Linked DNA regions of Mus musculus: region 2 is linked to region 1. The links are chromatin contacts, found by POLR2A ChIA-PET in ENCODE. All regions are on one chromosome and are shown on one strand. Each heading gives the region's core, a stretch centred on a gene start or an enhancer-like site at or near the end of the contact. The rest is flanking DNA. Distances are from core to core; before and after follow the strand shown.

Region 1 (4,055 bases), core at 874-3,373:
CAAGACAGTGCTCCCCCTCGGGACCATCCACCCTAAGGACCTAACAGGTCGCCCAGCGTTCCCCAGGGTCCTTACCATCATACTAGCCCTCTGGGGCGCCACGTTTCTCTGTTCCCTAAATCAGCTTTGTGGCCTCTCCCAGGAGCTTCAGCCTAGATCCGCTCATGGAGCGTCGCTGGGACTTGGACCTCACCTATGTAACGGAGCGGATCTTGGCCGCAGCTTTTCCTGCACGACCGGACGAGCAGCGACACCGAGGCCACTTGCGCGAGCTAGCCCATGTGCTTCAATCCAAGCACAGAGACAAGTACCTGGTGAGGAGCGGGTGGGCCAGATGCAACCAATGAGAGGGCTGGGAGATCAAAATGGGGCGAAGCTACTGTTTCGCTATCAATACCTGAAATGGGGCTGGCAAGGGGGCGGTGCTAGCATGGCGGGGCGGGGCCAGGCGGGGAGGGGCGGGGCCGGAGCTGAGCCAGGCACGCAGCTTGCAGAGGATTCCGCCCCAGCGGATCGCAATCGAACTATTTTAGAGCAAGATGCTCACTGAGGGTCCACCTCCAGCACCTGTGTCTGAAGTCACCCTCATCTAACGCTGCTTTATTTCAGCTCTTCAACCTTTCAGAGAAACGGCATGACCTCACCCGCCTGAACCCCAAGGTAGGAGGGAAATGTGAAAAGGCTCGTTACTGGTAGTAGCAATTGACATCCACCTTTCTCATACCACTTAAGATACCTAAAAACATGGTGCAGGGGATATCACCCCACAGTATGGCGGAAAATTTCCAAGCTATTGTGGACTACTACTAAGTGCCCACCTTTGCCCCAGGTCCCTGTATTGTATCCATATCCATGTTCCTGTCACACACACACACACACACATATATATATATATATATATGCAGAGTTGTACCCTTTTACTTCCCCAGGTGCAAGACTTTGGTTGGCCTGAACTACATGCCCCACCTCTGGACAAGTTGTGTTCCATCTGCAAAGCCATGGAGACGTGGCTCAGTGCCGACCCTCAGCACGTGGTTGTGTTGTACTGCAAGGTGAGCTGGGACCTTGGGGTCACAGCGCTAGGGCAACCTCAGCCTAAATGTCGCAGGTTCCCCAGCTCTGTCTCTTTATCCCGTAGGGGAGCAAAGGCAAGCTTGGGGTCATCGTCTCTGCTTATATGCACTACAGCAAGATCTCTGCAGGGTGAGTTGCCCTGCCTCAGTGGCCTTTCCTCATCTGTCCCTGTCTGAGCTTTTCTCTCTTTAGTCAGACTATAAACTTGGTGCGGTACCACCTCTCTCCACTAGTGGGCCCAGCACTCCACAACAGAGGAGCTGGGCTAGTTTCTTAGGGCTGTCAGCAAACTGCCATCGTAGATTGGCTTAAAATGATATATCTCAGTTGTCTTACAGTTCTAAGGTGTTGAAAGTCAAGTGTCAGTGGGGCCACGCTGTCTCTGGGACTCTAGGCAGACTCCTTCCTTGCCTCTTTCCAGCTTCTGGTGGTGCCTGACAGTTCTTGGCTGGCAGCAGCCTCCCTCCAACCTCTGCCTCCGTCATCACATGGTGTTCTCTTTGTGCGTCTATTTCTGTCTCTCCTCTTCTAAGGACCAATCGCCCTAATTAAGGACCCACCTTGCTCCTGTATGATCTCATCTTAACCTATCTAACCACATCTGCAAAGACCCTATTTCTAAATAAGGTCACATTTGAGGTACATTTCTCCGGGGGAGGGACACAGTTCAATCCATCAGGTTGTCTAACTGCCCCCTTTGACAAGCGAGGAAAGCCAGGTTCAGGGGACAGTTGCCCTAGGCCCAACAACCGGGAAACTGACTATGCTGTAGGGCCTCTGGCTCTCCTCACCACCACTGGGAGTTCCTCTGTACAGAGGATCTCATGATTCCTCCTTCCCTGGGGTTTAGGTATAGAAGGCCAGAATAGGACTGGTTCCTAACCCCCGACCTGCCCTGCTCTCCCCAGGGCAGACCAGGCGCTGGCAACCCTCACCATGAGGAAATTCTGTGAGGACAAGGTGGCCACGGAACTGCAGCCCTCCCAGCGCCGGTGAGCACCCCAGTGGGGAAGGGCTGACTCTCCTGTTCGGGCAGCACACCTGAATCCCACAGTGCACGGGAGCAGAGCCAGGCCCTGTGCCAGATTCTGGGAAATCAGAACAAACAAGATCAGGTTCTCCTGGCATTTATATGTTAGTAGAGTAGAAGGCAAGAAGCCATGCGTAAACAGACTAGATCGTTCTGGCTGGCGATAAGGTCTGTGAAGAGAATAAAGCAGAGGCTTGTAAGAAAGACTCCACAGGATGAGCAGGGCTTGCCCCCTTGAAGCATAAGATTAAAAGAGCAGTCTAGGTCTCCCAAGAGCTGCTGAGTTGGTGTGAGGCGCCCTCTAGAGGAAGACGCTGATGCTTTCTTGGCACTTCCCCCGCCAGCTATGTCAGCTACTTCAGCGGACTGCTGTCTGGCTCCATCAGAATGAACAGCAGCCCACTCTTCCTGCACTATGTGTTTGTTCCTGTGCTGCCAGCCTTTGAGCCCAACACAGGTGAGTCACCCCGGGATGTATTCCGTGAGGATAGCCACCTACTACCCCACACCTCTCATGGCCTCTTCCACCCCTCCAGGCTTCCAGCCCTTCCTCAAGATCTACCAGTCTATGCAGCTGGTCTACACATCTGGAGTCTAGTGAGTGCCCTGCTCCCAGGCCCTGACATCTGCCTGATTGCCCAGCCAGAGAGGCTGACTATGTCTAGCTACCTCTGTGCCCTCCCTGGATGCCTCTGACTATTCTGCCTTTCTCTCTACCCACAGCCGCATAGCAGGTCCAGGGCCTCAGCAACTTTGTATCAGCCTGGAGCCAGCCCTTCTCCTCAAAGGCGACGTCATGGTGAGGGGCGAGGGTTGTAACACTGAGGGGAATCCTGAGGATGCAGACTGCAACGGGGGTGGGGGGCTTCTAGCCAGATAGTCAGCTGACAAGGCCTGTGTCTTAGGGTTTTACGGCTGTGAACAGATGCCATGACCAAGGCAACTCCTTTTTTTTTTTTAAGATGTATTTATTATTTATAAGTAAGTACACTGTAGCTGTCTTCAGACACACCAGTAGAGGGCGTCAGATGTCATTATGGATGGTTGTAAGCGCCATCATGTGGTTGCTGGGATTTGAACTCAGGACCTTCGGAAGAACAGTCAGTGCCCTTAACTGCTGAGCCATCTCTCCAGCCCCCAAGGCAACTCTCATAAGGACATTTAATAGGGGCTGGCTTACAGGTTCAGAGGTTCAGTCCGTTATCATCAAGGTGGGAGCATCTGAAGGCTGCTAGTAGAAGACTCCCTTCCAGGAAGCTAGGAGTAGGGTCTTAAAGCCCATGCCCACAGTGACACACCTACTCCAACAAGACCATACCTTCAAATAGTGTCACTCCCTGGGCCAAAAGGGAACCCTACCCATACTATCCCAAGAGAGTTCATGTTGAGGTTGGGGCATGACAGAAGCAGTGGCCCAGGTGGCCCTTGGAGCAAAGGTGTAGGTAAGACAAAATGGATGTGATGGCCTGACCCCAGCCTCCTGCCCTCCCTCAGGTAACCTGCTACCACAAGGGTGGCCAGGGGACAGACCGGACCCTCGTGTTCCGAGTTCAGTTCCACACATGCACCATTCATGGATCACGGCTCACCTTCCCAAAGGACCAACTAGATGAGGCCTGGGCTGGTAAGTCAGAGGCCAGTGAAGTGGGTAGGGAAGGGGACGCCAGCGGGGCGTGGCTCCTCACCTCCACCACCTCCACAGATGAGCGGTTTCCTTTCCAAGCCTCAGTGGAGTTTGTTTTCTCCTCCAGCCCTGAGAAGGTCAAAGGTAAGAGTGGGAGCTGGTAAGAGTGGACGGAGTGTTGAAGGTGCAGGAGCTGGAGGGGCGAGGTGTTGAAGGCTTGGGGTGGGGGAAGGGCAGTCCCCTACTCAGTGCCCCGGTGGCCTTCCACAGGCAACACCCCACGGAATGATCCCTCTGTCTCCGTGGATTACAACACGACAGAGCCTG
Region 2 (4,055 bases), core at 1,153-3,652, 69 kb after region 1:
CCCATGCCATAGCATGCATATACAGTTAGTGAACGACCGCCAGGAACCAGTTCTCTCTTCAAACTGTTGGCTCTGAGATTCAAGCTCAGGTTATTTCACTTGGCAAGAACCACCTTTACCTAATGAGACATCTCAACAGCCCCAGGAGCAGACAGACTATTTAATGTATATTGTAAGAAAAAGCCGAAAACAGGCCATAAAGAACTATGTGGACAGGCACAGTGGTGCAGCCTTTAGTCCCAGCACTTGGGAGGCAGAGGCAAAGGCAAATGCATCACTGTGAGTTCGAGGTCAATCTGGTCGACAAAGTGAGTTATAGGACAGCCAGGGCTGCACACAGTGAGACCCTGTCTGAAAAAAATTTCAATTAAATAAAGTAACTCAATATGCATTCTAATTATGTTGGTAGTGGAGTGTGTGGTTAAAATATACTCTACGAATACTGTCAAAATTGAGCCATCAGGCTAAATCCCCGTACTATGCGGAAAATTCCAGTCTAGAGATCATCACCGTGTTCTATCTCGGCTCAGAGGCCCAGGCGGCTCTGCCTCAGTCTCTGTCGCCCTGAGGCTTTTGGGTGGCTGAGAGATGCAAGAGCGCAGCATGTCCTGGAGGCTGAAACCGGATCATCTGAGGACAGAGCTGTGAAGGTCACCTGCAGGAGTGGCCGCCTCTAAAGGGAGGCTGGAGAACACAACTGCCCGGTGTTCTTGGGGCACTGCAGGTCCTCAGGTGGAGCACGGATCTGGGCCGAGAAGCACAGCAGAAGCCTCAACTGGGAGCCTCTTGAACAGTGGTAAAGGCAAGCACGGCAAGCACTTTACCACTGAAGTACCCCTCAGCCCATAAGGGCTCTGTGCAAAGCGTTTGCCTAGCAGTCTAGTTGCCTTAGTTTTGAGCAGGCTACAACCCTGGCTCTTTTTTGTTTGCTTGTTTTGTTTTAATGAGGATTTTTACAAGTAGCAGGGCCGGGCATAGCAGCAAAAAATGGCACTCATGTGGAATGCAGGAGGATCAGGAGTTCAAGGCCAGCATAGGTTAGGTGAGGCCTTGCCTCAAAAAAAACACAAAACAATAAACCTGATGTAGTGACGTGTGCCTGTAATCCCAGGAGAGGTGAAGGCAGGAGGGTCAGAAGTATATAGCTAGCTCAAAACAAACAAAACATAGACAGACAGACAGACAGACAGGCAGACAGGCAGGCGGGCTGAGATATGGTGCTCGTACCTGGAATCACAGCATTCAGGAAGCTACTGAGGCAGGAGAAGGTATGAAGCTAGTTAGCCTGGGCTACACAGTGAGTTAAGGATAGCTTGAGCTACAGAGTGAGACAGTTTCAAAACACTAGGGGAGGTAAGAAGATGGGGTTCTTATTTCCAGATAAAATCTGGGCCTGTCTTCCTTCCTCCTTCCTTCTTACTAGGTCTCGCTGTGTGGCTCTGGCTGGCTGGACCTCACAGAGGTTTATCTGCCTCTGCCTCTCAGTGCTGGGTTTAAAGGTGCCATGCCTGCCTGTTTTGTTTCTGATATCCCAAGGTGCTATTACATATGACTGACCCCACCCTGAGGCGTCTCTCCCACTACGATTCTGAGTAGAGACGATATCTCTCATGTACTTTCTGTTTGCTTGCTTCAAGTTCTCTATTGTTTAGTTAGAAATAAAGCTTTAAAACATACCAAAATATAATGGAAACCGCAGCTTTATTGTCCTATTTCAGAAGTATGTGATGTTGTTACACAATAAAATGGGGAAGCACAAAAGGTCTGAGAGGTTGATTTGGGAATAACCTAATATCCCGTTCCAGGGAAAACTGCTGACCTTTGGCACAGTTCCACCGACAGCCTTTTCCTATGTGATTTTTAGCCTAACTCAGATACTGTGATTCATAAACTCATATCCAGCTTTTCAATACATTGTACCATTTCTCTCATATTAATAAAAATTCTTTATAAACATAATTTTAATGAAAAATATTTCTTTTTTTCTTTTCTTTTTTTCTTTTTGAGACAGTTTCTCTGTGTAGCCCAGCTCTGTAGTCCAGGCTGGCCTCAAACTGGCTGCTTCTGTCCCCCCAATGCTGGTAGTAAAGGTGTGTGCCCCTGTGCCCAACTTAATAAAAGCATATTTCGTAAGAACATACTGTAGTGTGTTTAGACACCTTCCTGACAGCCAATACTTAGCTGGGAGAGTGAGTGTGTGGGAGCACACACAGTCAAGGCCACTGTTTCCTAGAAAGGTCGATTTTGAGAACCCAGGAGACTACGCAGAGCTTGGGTGGGGCAGAGAGCAGAAGCAGCTCACAGGTCCTGGCCCAGGAGCTCCAGCTCGCCCAGAAGGAAATCTATATCGGCCTGGGCCAGTATGGGGTTGGCCACCACCATTCGGAAGAAGTTGGCCCGGGTCCCATGGGGCTGGTAGCCAATCATCATGGTCCCCTTCTTCACCATGCGCTCCTTGAGCACAGGGGCCACCTGTGGGTAGCAGAGGGAGAGCTGAAGCAGCCGGCCCAGCTCCCTGCGCCGTCCCCACACCTCTGCGGCACACTCACTGCTCACACTCCTTTCCCACCACATGTAACCTGAGTGGCCTTCTCCGAACCCTGCTTTCTTCCTCTGTCTCCTCTCTCTAGGAAAGTTGGAGCTGGGAACCACCGAGCCAGACCTGTCTCTGATATTCAGCACTGCTACTCCCAGCCTCAATACCTTCTCCCCCCCTTAGTTCCCGGCATATTTCTGAGCTGTGCCATGTAATCTAGAGGTAACTTACCAAGCCGCCTTGAACACAAGTGTACACAGGGGACACCACCTCTGCAGTGACAGCCCCAGGAGGGCAGGGCGTTGATGTTCCTGCAGGTTACTGAGGCTGCCAGCACTAACCCATTCTTAGGAGTAAGGATATAACATATCCCCCTGCCTCTGCAAGCCTATCTGGGATGATGAGCTATTCCTGATCTGTCTTTGGCCTTAGTTCCAGCACAGACATCTGCGTGGTGCACGCTGGTGACTTCCTCTGGTAACCCCATCTCTGTTTCCTTTCTTTCCAGAAATATATTTTTCTCCCTACCTGCCCCCCATTAAAAATGAGGGTAAGGAGGTGCCTGCCATCTCAATAGGCAGGAATATGCAATACCAGGCAGAGCCAGCAGAGGGCAGAAACATACCTGCTGCTTAGTTCCTGGAACTGGGTTACCAGAGGGCAAAGACTAGACTACCTGAGACAGCCTTTGGCTGTAATCTGGACTCTCCTTCTTCCCCCGAAGGCTGGGAGGCACAAACCAGAAGCACACGTTGACGAACTCGGGCTGAGGGGAGGGATGAGGGAGGCATGAGTTGGGGAAGGAAGGGAGGGAGGAAGGAAGGAAAGAAGGGGTTGTTTCCCTGTCTTTGCTCCTGGTCCTTTATGAGGCTTCATGTCTGGAACAAGGTGGGGGCTGGGAGAGGCATTCAAAGGAGCCAGGAGTCCTACCTCCATTACCAACTCAAATCCTTCCCGCTTTTTAATCTCCTCCACCAAGTACCTGGGGGGAAAGGGTAAGAAAGCACACATGGGGGAAAGGAGGCAACAGGGAGGCGGGGGAGGCCTACAGAGGCCCCAGGAAGGCCATGGAGAGTGGAAGAGAAGGCGATCTGGGTCCTTCATGCTTACCGGGTGAGAGCAAAGGCCTGGTCGATGCGCCGCTCCAACCCCTGCCCACCCTGTGCCTTCCACATGAGCCATAGCTTCAGACAGTCCACGCGGCGGCCACACTGCACCACTTTGTCTCCGGTGTCCAGAGCCACATCGTAGAACTTGTCTTGCTGGAAGAGGTAGCTGGCCTGGGATCCATGGCAGCGCTTGAGCAGGTTCTGTGGGGAGGAAGCTATCAGCAGGTCGTCCTGAGGCGCTACGCAGCAGGGTCTCAGCTCAGTCTCCTCTCTCCTCCCTGGAGTTAGCAGCACTGAGGCAGCTGCCTGCCAACACAAGAGCTCTTCCCAAATTCCGCCCCAGATCCCTCCGACCATAAGAACAAGACAGAAATCCTTTCTGTCCCATGGAAACAATTCCCTGGGCACAT

The links. ChIA-PET counts read pairs that join two places held with the same protein, here RNA polymerase II (POLR2A).
Region 2: POLR2A ChIA-PET joins it to region 1 with 11 read pairs in embryonic stem cell. The contact joins two enhancer-like sites. POLR2A ChIA-PET finds 5 or more read pairs at or near these places in 4 of 5 experiments (Patski and embryonic stem cell).

What each region holds. Positions count from the first base shown.
Region 1 is chr15:102,106,873-102,110,927 of GRCm38, forward strand. Tns2 (tensin 2) reads left to right here. Exons shown (of 29, transcript NM_153533.3): 7 at 143-314; 8 at 610-660; 9 at 930-1,052; 10 at 1,139-1,203; 11 at 1,983-2,066; 12 at 2,449-2,561; 13 at 2,641-2,701; 14 at 2,828-2,903; 15 at 3,599-3,728; 16 at 3,807-3,872; 17 at 3,999-4,055. Among named protein-coding and RNA genes, the nearest start is that of Tns2, 6.0 kb to the left of the region's middle. Within about 2 kb of position 2,124, at least 2 of the 3 ENCODE cell types and tissues checked have a DNase peak (open chromatin) inside an H3K27ac peak, as active enhancers do.
Region 2 is chr15:102,175,315-102,179,369 of GRCm38, forward strand. Csad (cysteine sulfinic acid decarboxylase) reads right to left here. Exons shown (of 18, transcript NM_001359126.1): 15 at 3,647-3,846; 16 at 3,467-3,518; 17 at 3,213-3,302; 18 at 1,684-2,472. The coding sequence ends at 2,299. Among named protein-coding and RNA genes, the nearest start is that of Zfp740, 26 kb to the right of the region's middle. Within about 2 kb of position 2,403, at least 1 of the 3 ENCODE cell types and tissues checked has a DNase peak (open chromatin) inside an H3K27ac peak, as active enhancers do.